Regions from separate parts of the Homo sapiens genome. Here region 2 is linked to region 1. Evidence: read pairs that join two places in POLR2A ChIA-PET (ENCODE). Cell type or tissue: Panc1. All regions are shown on one strand. Links, peaks and the distances in the headings refer to the core of each region. The heading gives the core; the rest is flanking DNA.

The links. ChIA-PET counts read pairs that join two places held together with the same protein. Peaks named below come from ENCODE experiments on the same cell type or tissue, not always from the same donor. Only the 100,000 strongest peaks of a DNase experiment are listed, where the experiment ranks them.
Region 2: POLR2A ChIA-PET joins it to region 1 with 16 read pairs; 2 of 35 experiments call an interaction of 5 or more read pairs at or near these places.

The regions. Positions count from the first base shown.
Region 1 is chr7:26,873,835-26,879,934 of GRCh38, reverse strand. No RefSeq gene overlaps it. Among named protein-coding and RNA genes, the nearest start is that of SKAP2, 12 kb to the right of the region's middle. In Panc1, for the core only: no CTCF peak of the experiment used is centred there; no DNase peak of the experiment used is centred there.
Region 2 is chr7:26,988,272-26,994,371 of GRCh38, reverse strand. No RefSeq gene overlaps it. Among named protein-coding and RNA genes, the nearest start is that of HOXA1, 100 kb to the left of the region's middle. In Panc1, for the core only: no CTCF peak of the experiment used is centred there; no DNase peak of the experiment used is centred there; H3K27ac peaks cover 255 bases.

The DNA.
Region 1 (6,100 bases), core at 1,432-3,931:
CACCTGGCTTCCTTGGCTTGTGGCCTCTTCCTCCATCTTCAGAGCCAGCAGCATAGCATCATAAACACTCTCTATGTCTCTGTCATCACATCTCTTTCTTTGACTCTGACCCTCCTTCCTCTATCTTATAAAGACCCTTGAGATTACATTGGGCCCAGCTGGATAATACAGGATAGTTTCCCTCTCTCAAAAGCCTTAATTTAATCATCTCTACAAAGTCCCTTTTGCTATGTAAGAACACATATTCACAGGTTCTGGGAATTTGGATATGGACATCTTTGTCATATTTTCCTGCCTACTGCAGTGTGACAGACTGGATTATTGTTCCAACTCTTCACTTCCTACCAAGAAATAGGATTATAGACTCATAGCCTTTCCAGCAGTTTTGCAGTGCCTTCCCAAAATGGTTAAGTTGTATCCCCATCCCTTGGCTCTGGAATTGACCCTATGTCTTGCTTTGGCCTGTGAGATGTTGGTAGTTGTGATATAATTAAAGGCTTAGAAAGTACTCGTATGATTGAGCCTGCTCTCTTGTACTTCTGTTATTGCCATGAGAAGAACATACCCAAGACAAGAGTCATGTGGAATAGAGCTGAGTTGCCTTAGCTGAGCCTGGCCTGAATCAGTTAACCCTTGGCCAATCCATGGATCTCTACAAATTAATTATTGTTCTTTTAAATCAGTGAATTTTAAGATAGTTTGTTATGCTTAATTTTTGTGGCAATCACTGATGCAGTAGAGATCTTAGATTTTCCTTTTTCATAATCTGTCTTTCACTTATAGTTTTTGTACTGCTAGATAACATTTCTTCATCATACATTTAACACTTACTTAACAACTACCATATGCCAGGTATATGCAAAGATCTAGGCAGAAAGTTGGCAGCTTAATTTTCATTCTCTGTTCATGTAGCACTCATAGACATTGCCAAAAAAAGGGAGGAAAGGGCACAAGGAAGAGATGGAACTTGAAGTCATTCTATGATTGAACTGAATGGCAAAGATTTGATTTACTTAGTCATCATGACCAATCTACATTACTGTGACATTAATTGAATACATTTTTACTGACAATTTATGAATGTGCTTGGTGTTAGGGATACATATGAGAAGAAGATGCAGACTTTGTTTTCGTATCTAGGAATTATATTACTAATCATAGCGTAAAAAAAAGTGACAATTAATTCTTTCTATTATATTCAATTTGATTTTATAGTCATAAGAGTCATTGTGTTTCTGACTTTAAAAACATAATTTAGTAGGAAAAGAGTTTAAAACTATTAGCTTAACTAAGTTTTGTTAGTATCTGTTGATTTTAGTAATTTATACCAGTGCTTCTCAAGCTATCTTTGATGAAGGACCATTTATTTTTTGTTAAGTTTCTAATCTATGCTGACTGATACATTTATAAAATACAATAAGAAATGCTGAAACTGTGTCAAGTTGTTATAAAACATTTCTGAATATTCTGGCTTTCTATACTCATCTTTTCATGTACTGGTAACAAATAGTTTGTGGATTGGCACCTGTCAGTAGACTACACTTTGGGTAACACTGCTACTGATTCTAATTATTACAAATCAAGAATGTGAATATATTTGAATGCATGAAATTTGAAGACTTATCAGTACTTCATATGTCAAATTTATTGTTTTTTAATATTAGCTTTTAATTTTTTAAGTTAAGAAATGATATATGAAAATGAAAATGGGAAATGCTTTCTATTAATTCAGGTCCATCTTCTCTCTCTTTTTTTTTTTTTTGGCAACAGTCTCGCTGTGTCTCCCAGGCTGCAGTGCAGTGGCGCAATCACAGCTCACTGCAGGCTCAACCACCTGGACTCAAGCAGTCCTCCCACCTGAGCCTCCTGAGTAGCAGGGACAACAAGCATGTGCCACCATGCTCGACTAATTTTTAAATTTTTTGTAGAGGTCTCATTGTGTTGGTCTCATTGTGTTGCCCAGGCTGGTCTTGAACTCCTGGACTCAAGTGATTACTGGTGGTTAACACCAGTAATCCCAACACTTTGGGAGGCTAAGGTAGGCGGATTGCTTGAGCTTAGGAGTTCGAGACCAGCCTGGGCAACATGGGGAAAACCTGTCTCTATTTAAAAAAAAAAAAAAAAAAAAAAAAAGCCGGGCATGGTGATGCATGCCTGTAGTCCCAGTTACTCAGGAGGCTGAGGTCGGAGGCTCCCTTGAGCCTGGAGGCAAAGGCTGCAGTGAACCGTGATTTTATGACTGTATTCCAGCCTGAGCAACAGAGCAAGATCCAAAAGAGAGAGAGAGAGAGAAAGAAAAGAAAGAAAGAAAGAGAAAGAAAGAAATAAAGAAAGAAAGCGAGAGAAATGGAAAAGAAAGAAAATCCCCTTCTAATGTGTAGCAGTCAATTACAATAAAAAGAAAGCAGATAATTTGGGGATACTTCAGGAAGTCCTCTGTGCTCTAGCAAGTTAGGTAATTTTTCTAAATTTTAAAAATTGTATGTTTTCATAGCATTGCATAAAATATAAAAATAATTTTTTACCTCTGAAAAAAATAAGGTAGCTATTTAAAAAGTAAAAGCAAATGCTTATAGAAATATAAAGCAAGCTGGCTGGAGAGGAATTGGAATTGTCTGTGATTTTTTTCTCATATATATGGGTTCCTGGGGGAGGCATCATATTTGAAGTGATAACATGGTTTTAGGGTCAAAGCAAAGAACTAAAACAAGGAGGAAGCTAGTTTCTCATTACACTGCAATGTGTCTTTAGAATGTTGAACAAATGGACTGAAGGACAGCAAAGCACATCAATGATAAATTACATAATTCTTGATGTCATCTCTTGTCCCATAGACATGTCTGTGGCAGCCCACAAATTGTAAAGACTGGGAGATGTCAACAATGCTGACTTTCTTTGTTTACCAAATTTCAGTACATAAAACCACACTAAAGTAGTCATTAAACAAAGAAGAACTGAAAGGGGAAGAGTTGATATCTGAATTATTTCAATAAAAGTATCTTAAAATTATGCTATTAGGGATGAGGGTAAAAAATTGTTTAGTATTATGAAATTAAATTAAACATGGATTTGATGGATGAATATAGGGAAAAAGTATAAAAATTAAATGGGGTTGAAATGGGGGTAGGGGTGGAATAATTTCTAAGTATTGTAATATGCCATGCAAATTGTGAGCAGATATACAAGACAGTACTTAAAGTCCTATAAAAATGTGCATATGCATGTGTGTGTTTTTCTTTTGCCTAGTAGTTGGACACTATAGAAAAAGGGAGAATTTTGAGTGCCGTTTAAATCTTTTTTTTTTTTTTTTTTGAGACAGAGTCTTGCTCTGTTGCCCAGGCTGGTGTGCAGTGGCGCAATCTTGGTTCATTGCAACCTCCACCTCCCAGGTTCAAGCAATTCTCATGCCTCAGTCTCCCAAGTAGCTGCGATTACAGGCATGTGCCACCATGCCCAGCAAATGTTTGTATTTTTAGCAGAGACGGGGTTTTGCCATGTTGGCTAGACTGGTCTCGAACTCCTGACCTCAAGTGATCTGCCCGCCTCAGCCTCCCAAAGTGCTGGGATTACAGGCATGAGCCACCGTGACCAGTATAAATCTTATTTAATCATACTCATATTGGTCTTAGTCATTTGTAAGACACTACTGTTTAATATTGACAACTTTGAAAGTCACTGAAAAAAATTAAATGGCAATTTAATGTTAACAGCTGCTTATGGTTATCAAATCCATCAAACCCCTTCATGAATATATTAAGCACAAACCCGCCGAATTACTATTGCTGAAGACAGCTTGGTATTTTAAAATTGCCTAGTGAGAATAGATGTACTATAATAATAGGAAGGACTCTGGTTACAATTTACTATTTTGTCTTTACATATAGAAAGAAATCCAGACCTGTTTTTAATTATTTAATGTTCTGGAATCTTTGCCAACCTAGTTTTTTTTTTTTTTCCAAGACGGATTCTTGCTCTGTTGCCCAGGCTGGAGTGCAGTGGCACAAGCTTGGCTCACTGCAAATGGGGGTAGTTTTTATTGTTTAGCTATAAAATGATTTATAGGAGTATATTTAGAAAATCATGTTTCATCTAAATTAATGTTGTTTAAATAGCTACAATAACAAAAACAAAATTCCTATAACAAAATAATTCATATGGGCAATGGTACAACAATTCAGTAAATAGTTCATATAGAATAAATTATGATTCAGAGGCCAAGTGCGAATCTGCCAAAGTTTAATTAGTAAGGCAGCTATGTTCTTCAGTTTCATTCTTCTAGGAGACTGTCTTTTCATTAAATGTTGATAAGGATTTTGTGGGGATCAGTGCTATCCTAAAGAGAGAGCAGGGCACACAGCATAACATATGACCATGAACATCTTGCTTGCTTTACACTGCTAGTCTTGAAACCATTATTTGGAAGGCTGATGCAGCCTGCTTTCCTTTATAATGTTTTAAATTCCAAAATACTGTCTCAATTATCTTTCATCCAAAGCCATAATATGCTTAACCTAGGTATTAAACCATTAAATCCAGGTACTAAATCATTAAACATGATTTCTCAAACCAACCTAGATCAAAGTACAAAGGAAGATAGTTACCCATCCACTCTCTCTCTAATTGGTAAAATTTCAAGGAGTGCAGGAAGAGTCATCTTTAGCAATAGGGTGGATTGGGGAAAATTAACTTGTATCAGTGGCCCTGCATTTTCCCCCTTAGGAAAGCTCAAGGACAACTTTCCCTGACTCTGTTATGAACCAAGAATAAAAATGATATATTTAGGATCACTCAATTGGGCCTCTGAGGCAGAAAGTAGAGATTTTGGTGATAAGAATTAAAGGGAGAGAATCAAAAGTTTTTATCTTTTAATGTACCTGCTCACAGTTCAAGGTAACTTCATCAAACCATCGAGGAGTAGTAAAACAATTCACATGAAGAGAAGGGATTCTGCATTAAATTTTAGGTAGTAATGAAGAATGAGAATTTTCTTGGCATGTTCCTAGTGCACATACACCTTGGGGACTAAGCCTGATAAGTAATAGAAGGCAAGAATGGGATTTGGGCCCATCTCTTCTCTGGAGATCCAGGTGGAATATAACAGCAGCCTATAAATTAAGACTAAGAGTAAGGCAGAGCCAGAGTCCAAGAGGCCTAGATGTAATAAAGACAAATATGTCTCTTTATTAAAAATAAGTACAGTAAGGACTTTGTCTCCGAACCAGGCAGGAGAAACTCAGTTACTAGAGCTAGGATGTAAGATCAGAGCCAGATTATCACGAAAGCTGACCCTTCTGATGGTTAGGTCCCTGAGCACTGAGAATCTTAGATAAAGGAAATCAATTCAGTTAAAGGGAGAAGAGGGCTGCTACCTGGGCAGGGAACCAGGTAGCCTCTGACAAGTCTGGAATGGGATGGATAGTTCTCTCACCTTATTCCTAATTTGTAGAACCCTAAAGACGTACAGCATTATGTTAATTACTCAACTCTAGTTCATATTAAATTGCTTATTCTTAAAATGATTGACCAGGGCAGCAAAGTGCCTGAGTACAGTCATGTGCCACATAATGACGCTGGTCAATGATGGACCACGTATATGACAATGGTCCCATAAGATTATAATACTGTATTTTGACTGTACCTTTTCTATGTTTAGATACACAAATACCATTGTGTTACAATGCCCATAGTATTCAGTACATTAATATGCTGTGCAGGTTTATAGCCTAGGAGCAATAAGCTATACCATCTAGCTAGATGTGTAGCAGGCTATAGATCTAGGTTTGTGTAAATACACTCTATGATGACACAGACATACACAATGACAAAATCACCTAATGACGCATTTCTCAGAATGTGTCCCTGTTGTTAAGCGATGCATGACTGTGTATGTTTGTGTGTATGGGAATGAGATGGACAGCAAATCTTGCTAACTTAGTAAATTATACTAATAAGATTAATAACAATTATGAACTAAAAACTCAAATTGTGAACTGCATCTATCAGTACCTTTGGTTCTGGTTGGGTTGTATGTCACATCTTTTCAGAGTAAATGACTTCATATGAATTCCAGTGAGAATATTTTTTCTTGTTGACTGCCACA
Region 2 (6,100 bases), core at 2,056-4,555, 110 kb before region 1:
GAATCATGAAGAAACATGCTGTGCTTGGGGAGTGGCACATAACCGGTTGTGGCCAAACTGCAGGGTTTGAAATAAGGTTTGTGAGTGCAGAGGGGGAAATTGTAAGAGATGAGGATGTCAAGGAACACTTCATCAATGTTATAAAAAACCTTGTTTGGATTTGGATTTTTATTTTGAGAATCAGAGGGAACCCATTAAAGGTTATTAAAGTTAGTAAAAAAGAAAATATTAGATTTATGCTTTAGAAAGTTCACTTTGGTACAAAGATTGGCCAGAAAAAAAGATCAGAAATGAAAGTTAGGAATCCAGGGAGGAGATGATGAAAGCTTTGTATAAGACAGTGGCAGTAGGCCAGACATGATGGCTCATGCCTGTAATTCCAGCACTTTTGGAGTCCAAGATGGGAAGATCATTTGAGCCCAGGAGTTTGAGACCAGCCTAGACATAGCGGGACTCCATCTCTACAAAAAATTTTTTAAAAAATTAGCTGGGCATGGTGGCTCATGCCTGTAGTCCCAGCTACTTTAAAGGCTGAGGTGAGAGGATCCCTGGAGCCCAGGAATTTGAGGTGACAGTGAGCTATGATCGCCACTGCATTCCGGCCTTGGTAACAAAGTGAGACCCAGTCTCAAAAAAAAAAAAAACAAAACAAAGAAACACAAACCAAAAAATCCCAAAAAACAGTGGCAGTAGGATTGGAAGATAGGTACAGATTAGAGAGAGATTCTAGAAGTACATTCAATAGCAGTTGGTGATAGATCAGATTTGGTAGTTGTATTAGAGGAAATAATGAAGAATGACTTCAGAACTGCTTTGACTGGGAACTGGTAAAGTATGGTGGGAAGAGGTTTAGGAGGAATGGAGATAACTTTGATTTTAGATGTGATCACCAATCAGTTACTGATGGCCAATTTGGCTTGTGGGTTTTAGAAGAGAGAATGGTTTAAAAAGGTACATTTGGGAGTTGCTATCATTTAAGGGGTAGGAGAAGCCATAGAAATAAACAAACTTGTTCATCTAGAGCTTCTGGAATGAGAAGAGAAAGCTCTAAGGAGTCAGCCCTGGGAAATAATCAGGGAGGGCACAGGAGAAGGAGGACTAGAATAGAGGTGTCCAGAAACCCAAAGGGCCAAGGAGTTCCAAGGAGGGAACAGTCAGCAGCATTGCTTGCTGTAGCAAACTGCTCCTGAAGTGCTTTTCCCCAGGCTGCCCACCCAAAAGGGGTGCTCTCTTGGAGGCTAGGAAGAGAACACTTCCACTTGAGTAAATGTTTCCTTCTCTCTCTTTCTCTTACTCTCTTTCTCCTACCCTTTGATTCTTTTTTTTTTTTTTTAATCACGATTCCTTTCTGCAGTGACTTTTGGGTTCCTTCCATATCCTTAAAAAACACAGTACTTGCATTGCTAGTTCAAAAGTAACATGCTGAAACTTGAGCTAAGATTCATTTCGCTTTCAACACAGAATTTTTCTCTACAGATCTAGTTCAGACTCACTTCTCTGCTGTTGAAACTTGCTTTTAATAAGACAGTCCTCCAGAGCCCAAATCTCACTGTGAGGAGAGGATACACGACCTATACCAGGGCTCAGGCTGCACTGAAGTCTGTTCAGCCACTTGGAGTCTCTACCTAAATTCTGTATCATTGTTTCAGAGGCAACGCAAGTGTAACAATCGTTGATTAAGGACAGGGCCGGGGGGCGGTGGCTCACGCCTATAATCCCAGCACTTTGGGAGGCCGAGGCGGGCGGATCACGAGGTCAGGAGATGGAGACCATTCTGGCCTGTACGGTGAAACTCCGTCGTCTCTACTAAAAATACAAATATATAAATAAAATTAGCCGGGCATTGTGGCAGGCGCCTGTAGTCCCAGCTACTCGGGAGGCTGAGGCAGGAGAATGGCGTGAACCCGGGAGGCGGAGCTTGCAGTGAGCCGAGATCTCGGTGGCTCACGCCTGTAATCCCTGCACTTTGGGAGGCCGAGGCGGGTGGATCACCTGGGATCAGGAGTTCGAGACCAGCCTGGCCAACATGATGAAACCCCGTTTCTACTAAAAATAAAAGAAAATTAGCTGGACATGGTGGTGCATGCCTATAATCCCAGCTACTCAGGACGCTGAAGCAGGAGAATCGCTTGAACCCAGGAGGTAGAGGTTGCAGTGAGCCGAGATCGTGCCACTGTACTCCAGCCTGGGCAACAAGAGCGAAACTCCGCCTCAAAAACAAACAAACAAAAAACAAAAGGAGAAGAGCCAGGCGTTCTTTTCTAATTCCCAGGTTCCCTGAAACTTCTTGTTACGAAAATAGTTCTTCATCAGATCAAAAGGAAACTCAGTCTTTTGGGTTTCACACAAACATGAAGCCATCAGCCTTTGTGGTTGAACATCCCACACACCGAGTATTGAGAAATTTTTCTATCCAATGTCACTGATCCATAGAAAATAAGTAACAAAGAAAATGATCCAAACTTCTTTGTTTGTTGGTTTGTGGTGTCACCCAGGCTGGAGTGCAGTGGCATGATCATAGCTCACTGCAGCCTCGACCTCCTGAGCTCAAGCAATCCTCCTGCCTCAGCCTCCCAAGTACCTAGGACTACAGGCACACGCCACCACACCCTGCTAATTTTAAAAAACTTTTTGTAGAGATGGGGTCTTGTTGTGTTGCCCAGGCTGGTCTTGAACTCCTGGCCTCAAGCAGTCCTGCAGTGTTGGACTCCTAAAGGGATGGGATTACAGGCATGAGCCACCATGCCTGGCTTCAGGATCCAAAGTTCTATCAGATGTGAAAAAAGTTGCAAAGAAGAAATCAAGACTCAAAATAAAAGAAGAAGAAAAGTGCTAACATATTTTTCAGGCACCTACCATGAACCAGACACCTGCTATGTATTTAATATTATTTTATTCAATCCTTAAACTCCATGAGATACCATTCCACCCATTTTGCCACTGCACTCCAGCCTGGGCAACAGAGCAAGATCCTGTCTCAAAAAATAAATAAATAGAAACAAAAAAAGTTAAAAAGTGGGGAGATGAAGTTAAGCTATATAGTTTTTATTAGTTTTCTTTTCTTTTCTTTTCTTTTTTTTTGAGATGGAGTCTCGCTCTGTCACCCAGGCTGGAGTGCAGTGGTGTGATCTCGGCTCACTGCAAACTCTACCTCCTGGGTTCAAGAGATTCTCCTGCCTCAGCCTCCTGAGTAGCTGGGATTACAGCTGCACACCACCAGGCCTGGCTAATTTTTGTATTTTTAGTAGAGCGGGGGTTTTGCCATGTTGGCCAGGCTGGTCTCAAACTCCTGACCTCAAATGATCCACCTGCCTCGGCCTCCCAAAGTGCTGGGATTATGGGCTTGAGCCACTACACCCAGCCTATTAGTTTTCTTTTTGCTTGTCTGCTTGTTTATGCAAACACTGTTAAATTTTTATCAAGCTATAATAAATGGGTTATAAGATGGTATTTGTAAACCTCATTTTAACCTCAAACCAAAAAACATACAATGGATACACAAAATATAAAAAGAGACCAAATAATATATTAGATAAATTATCCAAATCAAACAATGAATACATAATGGACTGAGATTCAAACCCTGACAGTGGCTCCAAGGCCTATGTTCTTATAATCAAAAAAAGAAGGTGGCAGAGGAGAAAAAGATAAAAATGGACAGGAGGAATAGCAATATTTCTTGCTTTCTCAGCTTCTTTCTTGCCAGCTGTCAGAAAGTTTTCTTTCTGTTGCCCAAGAATCCCAAACAATTTGCCTTATATCTTCTCTTATGGATTCAGGCTGGAGTTTACCCTTGCCCACAATCCCCTCATCCTTCTTTGAGCCTACTGACTCAGAAGATTGTGGACATGTCTGAAAAAGAATTCCTCTAGGAAGAGCCAGGACATGCGTCTTACCACAGGAACACACATTCCTGCTGTTTGCACAGCTGTATTTGTTGCTCTTAATGGTAGAGAAGGGAGGCACAAAGCACACTTAGTTTTAGAAAACTTTTCGTGGTGTAGCTGGAAGAAATTAAACTAAGGGCCAGAGGTTTCCCACTGCTTTTTCTAGAGGCCAAGATTCTTTTATTTTTGAGTTCTCTCTCTTGTTAGTGAGGAAGCATTATGGCAACTATTATATAAATGCTACCATTTATTTTTGAAATTTGACTGAGGGATGTTCCTCCCTAAAGAAATTATTTTTCATTCTTCCTAGAAAATATTTAAGGCCTCTTTCTAAATGGAGTATTTGTGACTTTTCTTTGACTAGAACAGGGCCTTGTACTCAGTGACCACATCGCTCACCAATGCTAAACCATCCTCTTCTGCCTCCCCTAACAACTATGGATCTGTTTTTTCAATTTAAAGCAACTGTTCATGGAAATACTGCTGTGAAGGAAAATATTGTGAGTTAATAAACTTTGGGCCATGTCCAATCCTCAGATAATGAAGTCAGTAGTACTTGAGCAAGAAGGAATTTACCCTGTGATAGTAATAAGTCTGTTATTTGTATGTCATAGACATAAATGGCTAAATGTATTTCAAGGTCTTGCTTGAAATTAAATGGATTTCCCTATGCATCCGTAACTAATTTATTGGCTATTCATAAAACTATGTTTGCTTAGATCCTAATTCCTAGTGAGTAGGATTTATTTAATAACTGAAATACAGAAGAATATTTATTCGTAGTAAATATAGGGCCTCATCAGTATTGCTTTGTGTTGCTTGAGCATTTATACGTTTTGGGCAAAAGTGGTGATACCTTACCTTAGATAACTCAAGGGACAAACTGAATGATTAAGAGTGAAAATATTGGACCATGTAATAAAGGGTTAATATTGCAATAATTAGGAAATTGTTAATATCCTCATGAAATATTACTGTAAAGGTAGGTACCTGTTTTACTGTGACTGTCTCTTAACTAAATGGATCCCAAATCAGATTCTGTGAAGTATAAACTATATTAAAAATTATATTTGAGCCAAAGTCCCTTCTCCTTTCCACAGCAATTACAATTTTGATCAAATCAGTGCTGAACAATATTACTTTTTCTTCCTAGCTATGGTGGGTCTAGAAATGGTTTGTGACAGAAAAGTCTTTTTATAGCTTTGCTTTCAACATGCATTTACGTTTTAATGATACGTTCTCTGCCAGTAAAAATGTAATCGTAGTACACAGAAAATCAACATGTTTTAAGCTTTCTGAGTGTATTTAAACTGTCAACAGTGAGCTGTCTGACATACAACTTTACTCTGCTTCCGCCGTTAATGGCTAGGTTGTTTTCTAAAGACAGTCTAATGACACAAGACTCCTAAATCCTGTCGGACCGTGTGAACTAAGAATGACCTGAGTGAATAGGGATGCTTTGGCCATCTGTCATTGATAGCCATATTGATCTGGAGATGGTGGCTGAGGGCACTGTGTACTGAGGGTACGGCGGTTTGCTGAGGTGATGATAACCATCACTGATACCTTTGTTATGTACTTAATTTCTCATTGTATCTTCCCCAGCTATGGAACCCTTGGGCAGTAAGTAACCTGGTTTAAAAAGTACACTTCTAGGTCAAAAGGGGACATCAGTCCTCATACATTATTCTCCTAGGTCACCATTTAGCATGTCTAAGTAAAGTTTCCTTCCCCACCCCCAGAAAAACAGCTTTTTAAAAAGTATTTATTTTGAAAAATTTCAAGCATACAGGAAGTTATGTACACTACCTAGATTCACCAGTTGTTACTATTTTGCCTTTGTCTATCTATGTATCTGTGAACCATTTCAGATAAAGTTGCAGATATGACCGACAGTTCACCCTTAAATACTTCAGCAAAGACTTTCTAAAAATAAGGCCATTTTTCTATCTACCCACAATGCCATTATTACAACTAAGAAAATTAACATAATTCCCAAATATCATCCAATAACCTATCTATATTCAAATTTCTCCATTTGTTCCCCAAATGCTTATACTTTTTTTCCAAACTGGGATCCATTCATGGTTAATGTTTTACATCTGATTGTTATGTCTCTTAAGTCAAAAGACCTCCTTTTTTAATCTTAAAAAAGCATGGCAAAAATGAAGAGAAAAATACTGACCTAAGGCTCTATTATAGGTAGAAATAGA